Regions from separate parts of the Homo sapiens genome. Here region 2 is linked to region 1. The links are chromatin loops, found by intact Hi-C in ENCODE. Cell type or tissue: MCF 10A. All regions are shown on one strand. Each heading gives the region's core, and the rest is flanking DNA. Links, peaks and the distances in the headings are about the cores only. Region 1 holds the start of LOC107985223 (a long non-coding RNA gene). Region 2 has its middle 81 kb from the start of CCDC190.

Region 1 (8,346 bases), core at 93-8,092:
GAAGTGCAGTCATTTCTGTTTCTCTCTTGTATCCAAATAGTGAAGTCCCTATGCCACATACTGTAACACCTACTGAGACCTGGTAGGACAAACCTACACAGAGTATCCTGAGATGTACTGTCAGTCTTTATTCATTCTACTCAGCTTCTGATTAAGCTTCCTAAAACAGACCTCAGTGATTCCCCCTCTATTTTATTGGGACAGAAAAGATATTTCTTAACAGGTGAGTCCTCTTATCTGCTCCTACCCCAAACTTAGTCCTTTGAAAAGAGTTCTGCCCTAGCCATTGTAGTTCTCAGGCTTTTGCGAAGCAAAACCAGATGACAAGTGCCTCAACTGGTCAAAGAAGAAGAAGGAGCATGGGAAAGAAAATATCAAGGTTTTTGAGACAGCTAGGTTTCTAGAGAGGAAATAAGTGGAATAGAGGAAGAGTTCAAAGTTGCTGAAGATGTAAGATAAGTGGATAGGAGAGAAAGGAGCTCTCTAATAAATGCAGCTGTTGGTTATAAACTGGATAATGTTCAAGATTTGAATTTTCAATAATTTTTTCCTTGATTTTCTGAGGATATTTAAAAGTGGCACCAAGAGGGGCCCTAGGATTAAAGTTTTATGTATATATAGTTATCATTATATACATACAGTTATATAGATAGATACCTATCTATATGTGTGAATATATATATGGTTAGAGATCCATCTTTGTGTGTGTGTGTATATATGTATATGTGTATATGTGCATGTGTGTATATATATATGTGTGTATATATATATATATATGCTCTATTTCTTGAAATCCTAGTCATACTTTAAGGACTACTTAAAATGACACACCTATAAAATCCTTTCTGTTGTTTTCTAAATGGATATTATCTCAATCTCTCTCTTTCTCTTGCTCCATTGAACACCCTTAGCATTTTGTACCTATCCATTTATGACACTCACCTGATACTATTCTGTATTGTATTATTTTATTTATTGTTGTTTATTTATTTATTTGAGACAGAGTCTCATTCTGTTACCCAGGCTGGAGTGCGATTGTGTGATCTCGGTTCACTGCAACCTTCGCCACCCAGGTTCAAGCAATTCTCCTCAGTCTTCCGAGTAGCTGGGATTACAGGCATGCACCATTATGCCTGGCTAATTTTTGTATTGTTTTAGCAGAGATTGGGTTTCATCATGTTGGCCAGGATGGTCTTGAACTCCTGACCTCAGGTGATCCACCCGCCTCGGCCTCCAAAAGTGCTGGTATTACAAGCATGAGCCACCGTGCCCAGCCTGTATTGTGTTATGTTTAACTTTACTTGCTACTTCTTCCTGTCATAAGACTGTAAAGTGCTTTGGAGGACAGATTGCAACTGCTCATCTGTGTAGTCTGCACTATAAAACTATTGAATTGAATTTAGTTAAAATGGGCAAAGGTAAATTCTGATACAGTGTGGGTGTTTTGCAGGCTCTCTCAAACTAGCTTCTCATCTCGTATTCCCTCAGTAAATAGTACCTCCACCCATTCAACTGCTCAAGTTTGAAATGTAGGATAATGTTTTGATGCCTCCTTTTCTCTCAGTTTCCAAACACAATAGATCAAAAATACAGATTGATTTTACCTCCAAAATATTTCTTTGATCCAACTAGTTTTCCCCATTCCCATTGTCATTATTCTAGTCCATGATCCACACGTATTCTCCTGCAAAGGACCAGACAGGGAATATTTTAGGGGTTCAGGACCACATATGGGCTCTGTTACATATTCTTCATTTTTGTTATTATTGTTTTAACAAGTGTCTTAGTCAATTTAGGCTGCTACAACAAAGTACCAGAGAATGGGTGGCTTATAAACAACCACAATTTATTTTGTACAGTTCTGGAGGACGATAGTTCAAGATCAGGGTGCCAGCATGGGCAGTTCTGATGAGGACCTTCTTCTGGGTTGCAGCTTCCCAGTTTCTCCTTGTATCCTTATATGGTGGAAAGAGGGTGAGAATCCCTTCTGGGATTTCTTCTGTAAGGGCACTAATCCCATTAATAAAGGTCCCATCATCATGTCCCATTACCTCCAAAAGGCCCTTCCTCCTAATAGCATCACACTGGGGGCTAGGGCTTCAACATATGAATTTAGAAGAGGCAGGTCACAAGCATTCAGTACATTGCAACAGCCCTTTAAAAATGAAAAATTTTTCTTTGTCTTTGGGCCATACAGAAACAGGCTGTAGGCTGTGGTTTGCCGACCCCTGCTTCAGTCTGAGCCACCCTAGTCCCGCACCAGACCAATGCATCACTTTCTATCTGCTCTCCCCTCTTCTATGCTACCCTGCAATTAATGTTCCAGAATGATGTTTTAAACATGCAAATCTGATCCTTTTGTCTCTCTGTTTAAAGTCTTACGGTGGCTCTTTACTCTTAAGGAAAGATGAAAATCCTTAGCACAGTCAACTGGGCTCTTCATAGGTGGCTTCTTCCTTCATCTGTCACTACATTAATTATTAATTGCTCCTTTCTTTGACTCTGACATTTTCAGTCTTGCCTGCTAACTTTTGAATATGATATTTCTTCTACCTGGAAAATCCTGCCTCTTCCATCCTTTTGCCTATTAATGTTTACTATTCTTTCAAACTTCAACACAACTGTAATGGTAATTGATTAGATTCATTTATTATGTATTCCCATTGAGCCCTTGTCATTACATTGGATTCCAGAGAAGCAGACCTTGAGAGGAGGATTCATGTGCAAGTGCCCGCAGGAGAAACCATAAAGAAGTGCGTGTGAAGAGTAAGCGTAGGGAAGCCCAGTGTGTTCTTCTGGATCCTCTGAGGAGCAGATGCCTAGATGGAATTAAGCATCTGAGGATTTTATCAGGGAAATACCTATAAAAGTAAATTGGCAGAGGGTAATCAGGATGGGCTGGAAAAGCCATAAGGCTGTGATACAGGTCTGAGCCCATGTGAAGGAAGAAGGCAATGAAGGGTCGTGGGAGCATCCTAGACCCCTCTTCAGTCTAAGAAAAATTGGCTGAGGCTGTCAAATAGTTGTTGAGCCAAAGTTACCTGTCATGGGAATCCTAGGCCTCCTGGGAATGGGCCTGTCTTAGTGTCCCTGCCACGCTCAGTTGTTGGCTGGGAACAGCCTGGGGGAAGTGCAGCCCTGAGACAAACTCAGTGATGGAGTTCAGAAGCAGCAGCTGGGGCCATCAGTCAATTATGCTCTTTATAGCTGGAGGTCGGTGAGGTGCATTCTTAATGGCCACAACATCCAGCAAGGGTTCAGTCATCAAAGGCTCATGCTCAGCCTAATCAAGAGAACTCTGTAGTGTAAATGCTGCCCCTAACTTTGTTTTTCCAGAAGGCAAGGAGGCTGGGATTTTAGACTCTCCTACCAATCATTGGATAGGGGCACTTAAACTCCTAGGCAACTCCCACTTTCTATGCTTGCAGGCAATCCACTCCAGTGTTCTGAAGGCAGCCGTCCAGAAAATGATCAAGTGCAGTCAATTGGAAGCAAAGGCCCTCAGAAGCTGGGAGAGAAGTTCACAGAAACAATTCAAAGGTTTCAAAAGAATCTTGTCACAGCACCAATAGTGTCCAGTACAATTCTGTTCCTCCTCTTTTGTTTTCAACACCCTTGAAATGATGTGTTACTTAATATCTGTATTTTGTGCTACATTAGAATCTCCATGAGATTAGGGATTATATCTGTCTTGTTCCCTGGGACTAACATAATACCTGAAACAGCAGAAACTCAATAGCTGTTGAATTCTTCATAGAACTAACCAGAAACCTGCTTTGATTATACAGACTAAATTGAAGCAATTTTGCCATCGATTGGAAAATTAATAAACTAAAAAAGACTTATGAGCAAAGGCACCCTCAGCCTTACTATGTCTGTCTAATCCTTGTGCTATCAGGCTTCCCCAGGCCTTTTCACTCTTGAATGCTGGTAATAATATTTGGAGTTCAGGTAATGCAGCTGGAGCTTTATTCCATTTACTGCATTCTCACTGCTTCTAGCATCCTCTTAAGGCAATCAAGAGTCAAATAAGCTGTCACTTCCTGTATTTCCATCTATGGCCACAACAGTTGACTCTCCAATACTGATATACTGAAAGAACCGACCTTAAGAAATCACTTATCTCATTTGTTCTCCACCTCTTCAGATGTTTTTGGCTGCTGGGTCAGTTAAGGGCATTAGAGAACGGTTGCTTCATAGTCACTCCATTATTCCCTCTGATAGTCAGTCTGCTTTATGATGAAATGAAGAGAAACTGGATTTATAAGTCAAATAATCTCCTTTCAAGTTTTTATCCTGTCACTTGCTAGTTGTGTGATTTGGGACAAATCATTTAACTCCTTGTAAAGGGAGAGAAGGAAGGCTGTAAAAAAATTAAGTAATAAAAAGATAAACTCCTTGTGGTATATTTTGTTATTGTTCAAAAATATTTATTGCCCCTCTTAGGATGTCTTAGGTCATTCTTGCATTGCTATAAAGAAATACCCAAGTCTGGGTAATTTATAAAGAATAGAGGTTAAATTGGCTCACAGTTCTGCAGGCTGCACAGGAAGCATCCCACTGGCGTCTACTCACTTCTGGTGAGGACTCAGAAAGCTTTTGCTTATGACAGCAGGCTAAGTGAGAGCAGGTGTCTCACATGGCAGAGGGGGAGCAAGAGAGAGAGCGAGTGGGAGGTTCCACACATTTTTAAACAATCAGATCTCATGGGAACTCACTCATCAAGAAGGGGATGGTGCTAAGTCATTCATGAGAGATCCACCCCCTTGATCCAAACATCTCCCACCAGGCCCCACCTCCAATGCTGGGGATTACATTTCAACACGGGATTCGGTGGGGACACAAATCCAAACCATATCGTAGGGGAAAGATTGTATTTACATGCATTTTTGACATCAAGTTTGCCCAATGAAATATATAATGAAATATAAGTAGAACTAATGTTTGTTCCTTCTAAACAGAAGCTTTCAGAGACAATGCATATTGCACTATGCTTTCTCTTTGTCTCTGCTATGAGTATCAGCCATGTTTCAGACAGAGGCTGTTCCAATAACCTGGACTCTGCAGCAAAGACAACAATGAACAACACAGTCATATTTGATATAAAAGGACATGCAACGAACAAGAAATGAGCCTTTGTTCTTTCAAGTGTACTGTGATTTGGGGGTTGTTTGTTACTGCAATTTAAGCTAGTTTGTCCTGATTGATACACATTTCTTAGTTTTCTCCTCTGTAAAACATATGTTAAAATAATTCTTAATCTTCAAATTTGTTCATTCAGCAACTCTTTAGCTTGATCTTACTAAATTCAAGATACATGCTAGAAACCAGTAGGTTCCACAAAATTGAAATGGTGTCAGCCTCTTGTTATCGATAAGTTTATAAAATAATAAAAAGAACAGTAGTATATACATAATTAAATATATGTCAGAAATTTCTCAATACTACCAGATAGGAAGTGATAAAAATACTTTGGAAAATTAAAAGAAAGAGGTCCCTTTTTAACTGATAGCTTCAGAAACTCTTCCTTTAGGAGTATTGAGTTTGAAGGTTGGACAGCACCAAACTTGGGAAGCTAAAGTGGAGGAGGTTTTTCCTCCTAGTAGAAATGACTTGGGTATCAGGAAGCACAGATCATTTAAAGAGAAAAATATTTTAGTGATTTTAGTGTTTGTGAAGGGAGTAGAAATTAATATAGAATAGTACTTGGATGTCATGTGTTGAATAGTCTTAGCTAAGAAATTTGAACTTTATTTTATAGAAACTTAGTATTACTAACTTTTTGAGGCAGAGTATGACAGTAGTTTGTTAAATTAATTAGAAAGAGAGAAGTTAACATGGAAGCCCATTTAGAATATTATTGCTGTTTTGTAGACTAGCAGTCAGCATTTTTTTTTTGTAAAAGGCCAGAAAGTAAATATTTTAGGCTTTGTGAGTCATATAGCCTGTGTTGCAACTTCTCTACTCTGCCATCATAGCATGAAAGCAGACATAGACAAAAATAAAATAAATTAGCATAATTGTGTTCCAATAAAACTTTAGGGCTTTCATAGAATGTCCTGAAGGAATGGAAAACTCCCCTTGCCTTCCTTCCCTCCAGAGGCTTCATGTCACTCTGTACTATGCACTAATATTCTGCATGAAGACTTCCTTTAAAACAGGGTCATTTCTGCTTAAAAGAGAAATGATGACATCTGTTCCAGGGGAGAAAGTCTAAAAAGTAAAGAGAATCTAAACTAGGGCAGTGAAGGATGGAGAGGAGGAACAGAGTGAGAAATATTGATAGAGGGTGGATTTACGGGAATAAAGAACACTAAAGGCAGAGTAGCTTTGAGAGGGGAAAATTATTTCAATTCTGAACATATTGAGTTTGATGTGAAAGGCAAATGAGATAATGTAGTAAAAGGTGCTTCACAAACTGAGAAGTGAAATGGAAGGGTTGTTTTAAAAGGAAATGGCTGAAACAATTTTATGACTCAACACAAACCCAATCAACACTCCTGCAAAAACAATCAAAGCCCATGAGCTATATAGATTGTGGGACAGTCCTATTCAATTTCTAGGTCAACATCATGGCATTATGATATTATTTTTATCTCTACTATTTCCTTTGAAATGAAGGGCAGCTGTTCCAATAGACTGATGTAGGTGAATACATTTACCTGTTTACTCATGAGCCTAGATAGAACTGCTAAAAGAGTTGCAAAGCTATTTGTCTGCAAATCTTTAGTGGGTGAGATATTTAGTTCAGGAGTGAGGGATAAAATTTGATAAGCCCTCCTCAGCTTGGTTCTCCTTATTAGTTTTTTTTTTTTAGTGTTTCTTTAAAACTTGACCTTTATAGAAACAGATAAGATTACTTCTTCGTACCTTAATTATCAAGTCAAATGATAAGTTAAAAAAATGCAGCTTTTAAAGGTTTGTACTCGCGATAGTTTGCTGAGAATGATGGTTTCCAGCTTCATCCATGTCCCTACAAATGACATGAACTCATCATTTTTTATGGCTGCATACTCTCACAAGGACAAAAAACCAAACACCGCATGTTCTCACTCATAGGTGGGAATTGAACAATGAGAACACATGGACACAGGAAGGGGAACATCACACACCGGGGCCTGTTGTGGGGTGGGGGGAGTGGGGAGGGATAGCATTTGGAGACATACCTAATGTTAAATGACGAGTTACTGGGTGCAGCACACCAACATGGTATATGTATACATGTGTAACTAACCTGCACATTGTGCACATGTACCCTAAAACGTAAAGTATAATAAAAAAAATAAAATTTAAAAAATAATAAAAAAAAATAAAATAGAAGTTTGTACTCATAGGAATTCATTTACTGGGAGGAACTACTGTATGCATTTGTAAAACTTAAAGAATTGTCCTTTCCTTATTATCTTGCCTTACTTTAACTTTTTAGTTATATTAATGCCAGTTGAAGACTGAAGATTAAAGTCATTAGATAATTCACTGACACCAGAGACATTGACTCCATCATCTTGCTTCCCTGAAAGGAAGGAAGCAATGTACACATGCTAACCATTGTTAGAACGAGCAAGCTCATGAGATAGGAAACTTCTAATAACTTATTATGGCAAGGAAAAGAAGCAAAACCAGCAACAAGTAGCATTACATGGTGGTTAAGAGCCTGGCCTCTGGAGCCAAGCAGGCTGAGCTTGCCCTGTTATTTCTTAGCTATGTAACTGTTAAGCAAATCACTTAACTTCTTTGTGCCTCAGGTTCATCATTTGTTAAGTAAGAAAATAATACCTGGCCAGGTGCGGTAGCTCACGCCTGTAATCCCAGCACTTTGGGAGGCCGAGGCGGGTGAACCATTTGCGGTCAGGAGTTCAAGACCAGCCTGAGCAACATGGTGAAACCCCATCTCTACTAAAAATACAAAATTAGACAGGCATGGTGATACACGCCTGTAATCCCAGCTACTTCGGAGGCCGAGGCAGGAGAATCACTTGAACCTGCTGGGGGTGGAGGTTGCGGGGAGCAAGATCATGCCATTGCACTCCAGCCCAGGCAACAAGAGCGAAATGTCATCTCAGAAAAAAAAAAAGGCATTTTATATATATATATATATATATATACACACACACACACATATATATATACACATATATATACACATATATACATATATACACATATATACACATATATATACACATACATATGTACACATATATATACACATATGTATACACATATATACACATATATACACACATATATACACATATATACACACATATATACACATATATACACATATATACACATATACACATATATACACATATATACATATATACACATATATATAATATA
Region 2 (8,346 bases), core at 264-8,263, 110 kb before region 1:
ATTCCTAACATAGTTTCTGATGTGTGAAATCTCTTTGTTTTTAAAATGTGCAATTTTAAATTAATTTAAACCTTATTGTTTTCAAAATGCTTTCTACTTGTGAGATTAAAAAGTGTATTAATCAGGTTACAGATTCAGTTGCCCAAAACAGAGATGTATAATTACAGGGACTTAAATGAGACAGTTTAGTTCTTACACTCTTAAACACCTAAACTAGTATGGCAGCTCCATTCTGGGAAAAGCAGGGGCCCCAGGGTAGCCCTTTTCAGCATAGTTCACAATGGTCCTCTACCACATCCTCATTCCACTGGAGGAAGGGGGAAAGAAAGTGAAAGGCATGGCCCTTGCTTTTAGTTTATTTGTTTATTTAAAAAATTTTTGTTCTTGGCCCTTGCTTTTAAAGGTAGGACCTGGAAGTTCTCCATTACTTCCACTCCCATCCCATTGGCCAGAACTTGGTCATATGGCCACACCTAGGGGTAATGGGTGGTGGAGAATATAATCTATATTCAGACTCATTATATGTGTAGCTAAAACTCAAAATCCATCTTCATTGGATGAAGAGGAGGATGGCTGCAGTGGAACAATTAGGAATATCTGCCTCAGAGGGGACTTTGCTTCAGGAGTACCTGAGAACAATGGGGATGTCTGTGTAAACTTTATCTGTGTTTTCTTGATTCTTTATAACATTTCACCTCCATGCTCCTGCCGCAACTCAAATTCCTTCCTTATGCCAGCACTATATTATTACAGTCAATTCCTATCAGTCTCCCTAGTATAATTCTCCTTGCTTCATTCCCTTGCCCAAACCCTTGTCTTAAAACAGACCCCTATCCTACCATTAAGGGCCCTCCAGCTTTTGACCTCCACTTCCCAGACTTAATTCTCGTTAACACGTTACTTCCCTCTTTTCCCAGTCTTTCCAGACTGTAGAGACGTATCTCTTCTCTGAACTCTAATAACCAGTAGAGGGTGCGCTATGCAGTTTCACAGGTGATAGCTTATGTGCATGTGCATATGTGTGCATGAAGTGCATATGTGTTGGGGGTTTGGGAAGGCTGTTTTGTGGGGATGTTGGGAGTGAGTGGAAGTGAATGTGGAGAAGTAGGAAGGACCAGGATTGAGGATCTTATTAAGAAATACGTTAACCTATAGACACAGAGGCATTATCAAACACTCCTGGGATGAGGGCATCAAAAATTTATACTGGAAGAAATGCTAATTAGAAAAGAGTAATCAGACAAACTGCTCTTTGATCCCAGTGAATACTCGCTCAGTGCTAAGGTAAATCCTAGTGAGATTAGAAACTCAGGACAAATATGTAGAGATCTTGAATTACATGTGTTAGCAACAGTGATGAAATATTAATTGATTTGCTTGTTTTCCTATGTAGAAATACTTAAGAAAGTAGATTATGATATTCTAGAATTCCAGAAGGGAATATTTATTAATAGGCAGGCTAGGATCCCCTAGAGAGAGACAAAAATGGAGAAGTACAATAGGATGTCTAAAGAGAGAGAAGAAAAAGACTGGCTTCTTTTTATTCTTTCCTTCCTTTCTACTCCTCCTTCTGTCTCACTTCGCAGAGGTGGGCTGTGACCTCTAGCCTTTCCAAAGCACAAAACAGTGCTCCCTCCTGTCAGGGTTTTAGGAAACTGTGCTTCTTCCAACCAGATTCAATTTTTGCTCCCCATCCTCAGATCATCCAGCCTTTATCTCATATAATCATATCAGAGGTCTCAGTTTGAATTTAAACTTTAATCACCCTAAGATTTAGATATGTTGTGGTGATGAAATGGGTCTGAGAAGAAGAGGCCCAATATATGAGGGACTCAGAAGCCTCCATGAACTGTAGGTAAGAAAAAAATGAATGCTAGAAAAAATAGTGTTATCCACTCCTTCAAGGCCAGAAAGCCAAGGTTGAAGAAGAGAAGTGATTTTGAGAGGTACAGGCTGCAAACCAGCCCAACCCACAAAGAACTACACCTGAGTCTTAGAATGAATTAGATATAGTAAAAGTACAGGTAAAGAAGCTGTCTCCCTAAAATTCTCTATGGTACATTGCGAGCCCAAGGTATAGCAACATTATTCTCTAGACCTGTAGCAGCAACAAAAGATGTTGCTAGTGACTTTAGCAGAAGCCATTTCAGTGCTTATGAACTCAGTCACTAGTAGCCTTAGGTGGTTGGCATATCAGTGGGTCTTCGCATATATAGCAGTCACATTTGGCATCAGCATTGGTAAGTATAGAGATATCACCTCTGAGCCCCCAGCAGAAGAGGAAAATCATGGGAGACTAAAGTAACCAGGGTAATCCATTCACAAGCAAACGTGAAACATGTCTTTGGGCCATGGTTTCCACAAATAGGGTTAGAGTGGGTCTGAAGTTAGCCTCAGGCTCTCTGGGTTAGAGACTATGGCTAGATAGCTGGACTTCTGAGGCACTTAAAGCCATCCAGCCTAATCCTTTCCTTTGATAGAGGAGGAATCAGAGACCTTTGAAAAGTTAAAGATATGATCCAAGTCAGAGGGAGAAATTAGACCCCAAACTTAGGTCTTCTGATTCTTAGTCTGGTGCTCGATACTCAACACTAAATAGTTATCTTATTAAATGTAAGTCTTTTATGACGAGAGCTTCATTTTCAGATGTGTTATTCAGATTATTTGTGCAAAAAGGGGTACTGAAGAAATGTTAGTTAGAAAAGGAAAAAAAAAAACCCTCCATACTTGGTGTAGGATGGACAAGTCTCACAGTCCCACATAGTCATCCCTCTTATCTAACCCAGGTCTTGAGTTGTGTTCTTGGATTTTGACTTAGGCTAGCTCTTTCCCAAGGAGCTCTGTAGCCCAGCTCCTGCCACCAAGCCTCTCAAGAGAAGCAGGCATGGCTAGGTCTCTGGTGAGCACAATTAGGCTAAAACAGAAACACGTATTTAGGTTGGTGCAAAAGTAATTGCGGTTTTGCCATTACTTTTAATCCTGCTGTGGAAGGATGGAAGTCCTGGGCTTTGAAGAAGGATGGCATTGGAGCAGGAAGTCGACATGCAGCAGCAACACCTCAGTGGGGTACTGACAGGAAGAACTTGGGAGCAGTGTCTCCTGGAAGAGAACAGAGAGTCTTAGCCCATGTCTTCTACAGAGAAGGATGGGCTATGGTAGCTTTCTCCTTCCTTATCCTGCTTTTTCATCTATTCACTGTCTAAGTTGTTCTATTACCTTTCCCTTCTATCACCCTTTGATCTCTTACTTAGTTCTAAATCTGAAACAAGCCATTCCAATGGGATAAATCCTTTTCATTCATTTAAAATTACCATAAAGTATAGAATCCTCACTGGCAAGAAGCTTAAAGTTCTACAAAAAATTTATAAAACAAAAAATTCATGCCCTTAAAAAGGTCAAGCTACAGAGTCAAAATATGTACTTGCAATCAAAAGTATCCTGGGTACAAACTAATATAATATCTGGTAGGTGCTACTTTTGGAATACATTTCTAAAATGCAATGCTGTGTTTATATGCACTCTCTCATTTTGTTTTTATACTCTTTGTATGTGATTTGTAAATTTTTAATAGATATGGAAATAGAGGTTAAGAGAAATTGAGAAACTTATCCAAGTTCACACACAGCAAACAAGTTCTGGGGCTAAAATTCAAACTTCAGTATTCACAGAGATCTTCCACCACCCTCAAGTTGAGTACATTATAGCTGAGGACCACAGATATTATTGGCAATAATGAGTATGTGTGTCCCAGAAGAAAAGAAGTGTGCACTAAGCTCTGATGGTTGTGAAACTTTCTCCTAGCACCCATTATGTGTCTACTGGCTACTTTACATATAGAATCTTATTTAGTTCTAACAATCTCATGTAATCAAATATTTCAATTTTCACCTTATTGATTAAGAAACTGAAGACTGAAGAAGAAAATTAAGCATGGATGGTCCTGCAGCTACTAAAGATCAGTGTGGATTCCAACCCAGTCTGCCCTCAAGTGTGTGACTTTCACAGAGGTGACAGAGAGGGAATTTCAGCTGAGAAAACCATCAGGAGCATTAGTACCAGGGTAGAGAAATAAGTCAAATATACAAAGACAGAAAGAAAAATTTGATAAAGGTGAAACGCTGTGATCAAAAAGGGAGAAGTAAGGAAAGAGAGTGAAGCATTGGGAGGGAAAGTCACGGATAGGTCTTAAAGCCAAAGTAGAGGAATTGGGGTTTGATATTCCTGGCTGAGGGAATCTATTGCATGGTCTCAGGAAGGTTGGGACATGGTTAAGGTAGTGGGCTGAAAGATGGTTTTACTGTCTGTGTACCAGATGGAAAATAGGAGAGTGACTAGAAACTGCATGACTGCCTGGGACGTTTTCCCCAGTGTCCCCAGATTAATGATAATGGTGATGGCTGTCTTTCTGGGAAAGTATCTATGCACTCAGCTTTGATCTATGCACTTTACATGTATTTACCTCCTTAATATTCTCAATTAGTTTATGAAGTACTATTATCATCATCCCTATGTTATAGATAAAGAAAGTGAGGTTCCAAGAGCTAAGGAACACATAACAATTAAGTGGTAGGGCTAGAATGTAAGGAGGTCTGTGTGACTGCTCAGAGCTTAAGCTTTCCCTTATACCATGCTGCTTCTCACTGCTCTCCCTGTCACTCAGTAGCAAGAGTATCCTCATCAGTACAGCTTCCTACATAAAACCATTTAAGTGCAGCTGAAAAGAAGCAGCAGCAGTGAACTGCTAACACTTCTCTTGTCCCAGATGTTTGACTGTCCTGTACATGTGAGCACTAGATCAGATGTTAATGTCTCTGCCTGGGCTAAGAAGTTCTTGGCATGAGATGTTTCAGGCTGAGCTTGAGATTTAGACAGGCTGTTCTGGGTACAATGGGTGGAGACTTTCTTTGACACAACTGTAGCTTAGTAAAAGCTTCAGTAAAGGTGCTAATTGTGTACAACTTACCTGCAGAGGTTTCCTTTTCATAAATATTCTCTTTTCCCTCAAGGAAGCTGACTAGCTTCTGAGAGCCAAATTTCATTGCGTAACGGCAGAGACTTTAAAATACATCAAAGAGTGTGTCAAACTTTTCCACTCTCCTAACTGCAGGGGAACTAAATGCAAACCCTGTGGGAGCCGGGGGTGGGGTGAGGGGTTGGAAAAGAGTAGGTTAAGAACAAGACATTTCTTTGAAGTTTCATGTTTCATCTTAAGAATTTGTGTGAAGTTTCCATTCCCACAAAAGACATCTGTGTTTTAAAATTAAAATGTTTTCCTAAAACATTGGGTTTGTGAAATAAAATTAAAATGTTTTTAGAATTAGAGTCACCATGATAATCCAGGAGTTTCACGTCCTCCCCAACATAGCATCTCTTAATCCCAAAGTCAATTAAATCCATATGAGACACCCAAACATAACAATTTGCAACTAGATCTCTGTGGCCATGGGAATAGATTCTTCCAATCCTGTGTCTTGGCAAGCATAGTCAGAAGGTCATAACTCACATAAATGTCATGCACAGGACAGCTGCACCATGCAGAGATTGTTTGTAACCAAATATACCATCAGGGCTCCTGAAATACCTGAAGGTTAGTATAGTACAGTGGTTAAGAACAAGGCTTTACACTTAAAGAAACAGTGTTCAAATCCCAACTTGGTTGGTAACAGCTGTAGCACCTTGAGTTAGTTAGCCACTTAGAAAGGTTGAGTCCATGAATATGCATTATAGTGTTTAGAAAAATGCATGGCATATTTTAAATGCTCAATAAATGATAGCTTTAATTATAGTTAATAATTGTAAGATCATGAGATTTATTTTTTGAATGTAAAACTTAAAATATATAAAAGTATTACAAATTATTATTGCTTCTTAAAAGAAAAATAACCTTTACACAGAAAATATTTGATTATCTATTAGGTCTGGAAACCTGAAACAAAATTCTAGGTTAAATTTTCAAAAATGTACACCTACGTGATCCCTGCCCTCTAGGATATGGAAAGAAAAATTGTGATGCAGAAAATCGTACAGAAAAGTTATGAAAAAGCAATAAATGAACGAAAGTGATTTTCTGTCTCTTAGAAAAGTATCAAATTATTCTTATACACTAGTCTGGATGCCCAAGACTTGAGAAACAGCATAAAATTTACGGAAAAGATGAATATATGAATACTTAATGAGACTAGAAAATAGTAGAGGCAAAATCTGAAAACTGAATAATCAAGGAACACCAATTGAAGGAATATTTATTATAATAATTGAATAATATAAAACATAATGAAGTCCTTTAGACCCAGTATTCTGTTCTTGGGCTGGTGAGGAGTGTGGCATCTTTAATTTTTCAATCTACAAAAATTTATGGATTTATTGATCTAGATGTTATGTAACACTCTGGACTAGAATGTGTCAGTGTGCATTCTCAAGGAACCTGCAATGAAAGACTGTGGCAGTGTTTTTCCTTTCTCTATGATGGAAACACAGTAGTCTGATCCTTCAAGTTTCTTCCTATTCCTTACTTATTAGATCTATGATTTCTTTCGTTATGTCTCCAGTCCTTGCTAATTGGACAACTATGGTGCTGCGAAGACATCACTTCAGAACACCCTTCCCCTTCTAAGAAATTTATTTCATAGATATTCTGAAATAGAGATATCCAGAGGCAGTTCAGAATAAAAAAAATAATGTGTTGATTAGAGACTCCTGCAGCTACAGACACATATTTGTTGATTGGATTAATATAGGTTGGTGAGAAAAAGAGAAATTAGCACTTACTAGATTCTCTCTCCCCATGATGTGGCCAGAAAAACTGCAAGAGTTGTTTGGTGACCCAATTTTTAGAGGCATTATTATCAACTAAAACAGATATCTGCCCTTAAGGGAGATGAATCAGACCCAGAGGGCTCCACTAGGCTTCCTGCCAGAGACCCACTTCTAGCAGCTCTCCCTGCAGAATGCAAATTTGATCTAACAGGTAGCAACTCAAAGAAAGTAATTAATTTCTATGATTCTTTCATAGTCACACACCGCACACATATTTAGGGAATTGTCATAAATATTAATATTTAGGGAATGTCCATGTATATTCAGTGAATGGCAAAAAGATCTCCAGATAGTGCTCACGGAGTTCTCTGCAAGCTCCCTCTCAGTAACGGACAGATGAGGGGAAGGGGTGGAGGTAGATAAAGAAAGATAAAACAAGCTTTCTGTGCAGGCCTCTGAGTTGATGCGCCACCTTAGCTGAATTTGCAGGAGTATAATCTAAGCCAGAGGGCTGGCTGTCCTCTCTGACACATCTAATTAGACGTGGATTTATGCTTGCTTCATTCATGGTACTTGATCTCTAATATTTAGAGTTTATAGAGCAGGAAGCCCTTGAAGCCCTTCAGATTTTCCTGTGTAGCCCTTGAAGTCAGGGTGAAGGGAAAAACATAGCATTATGAATTGTTTTGATGCTGAGATTAAGTGTAGTTTTATATATCCTTGAAGGCCTACAATGATTTCATCCAGGAGATGCATGCTGGCATTTGAATCATCGTTCTAATTAGTATGAAAAGTAGATTAAGATATTAGCAATTTCTAATTATACTTTTGCTTTTAAATGTTAATATTAACATTTATACATTTATGACATTAAGAAAAAAAATTATACTATAATCCCACTACTCAGATTCCCAAAATGTATCTTCCTCTCTGACAATCATTCAGTGTATACTTAGATGTATAGATGCTTTTTGTATAGATATCATTATAGCACATATACAATTTTGGGGTTTTATTTTGCTTAATATTGTTTGATATAAGCTGTTCTCTGATTCTATTTAGGTTGGTGCAAAAGTAATTGACGTTTCTGCCATTACTTTCAATAGCAAAAACTGCAATTACTTCTGCACCAACCCAATACCTAGTGCTCATACTTTTTGTTGTAATTGCCATATAATCCTAATTAATGAGTAATTAAAACAATAGTATGGCTAAGAATTTATGATGGCATTTTATTTTGCCCAAACTTTGGTCAAGTTACTGATATTCTCTGAGTTTTAGTTTCTTCATCTGTAGAATATAGATAATAAGATCTATCTCATAGAGAGTGTGTATAGACTAAATGAGATAAACATGTGAAAGACTGTACAGGGTCTGGCTGACAGTAGGTGTTCAAGTCATGGATATTACTATAATTATGTTAAAGGTAGATTTCACCACCACAATCCACAAAAGGCAGTAATAACACAAGGCTCCTATGTATGCAACAGCTATTTTTGAAGTCTTTATTTTCCTAAGTCTCTATTCTTTGCCTATTGTAAATGTTATGGGCTGAATTTTACCCCTCACGCTGAGTGTTGAAGTTGAAGT

The links. Hi-C counts contacts between places; a loop is a spot of excess contacts. Peaks named below come from ENCODE experiments on the same cell type or tissue, not always from the same donor. Only the 100,000 strongest peaks of a DNase experiment are listed, where the experiment ranks them.
Region 2: it touches region 1 in a loop (2.1-fold over the local background); 2 of 110 quality-filtered maps call a loop at or near these places.

What each region holds. Positions count from the first base shown.
Region 1 is chr1:163,051,080-163,059,425 of GRCh38, forward strand. LOC107985223 (a long non-coding RNA gene) reads right to left here and starts at 4,381. Exons shown (of 3, transcript XR_001738274.2): 1 at 1,605-4,381. In MCF 10A, for the core only: no CTCF peak of the experiment used is centred there; no DNase peak of the experiment used is centred there.
Region 2 is chr1:162,938,264-162,946,609 of GRCh38, forward strand. No RefSeq gene overlaps it. Among named protein-coding and RNA genes, the nearest start is that of CCDC190, 81 kb to the left of the region's middle. In MCF 10A, for the core only: no CTCF peak of the experiment used is centred there; a DNase peak (open chromatin) is centred at 5,048.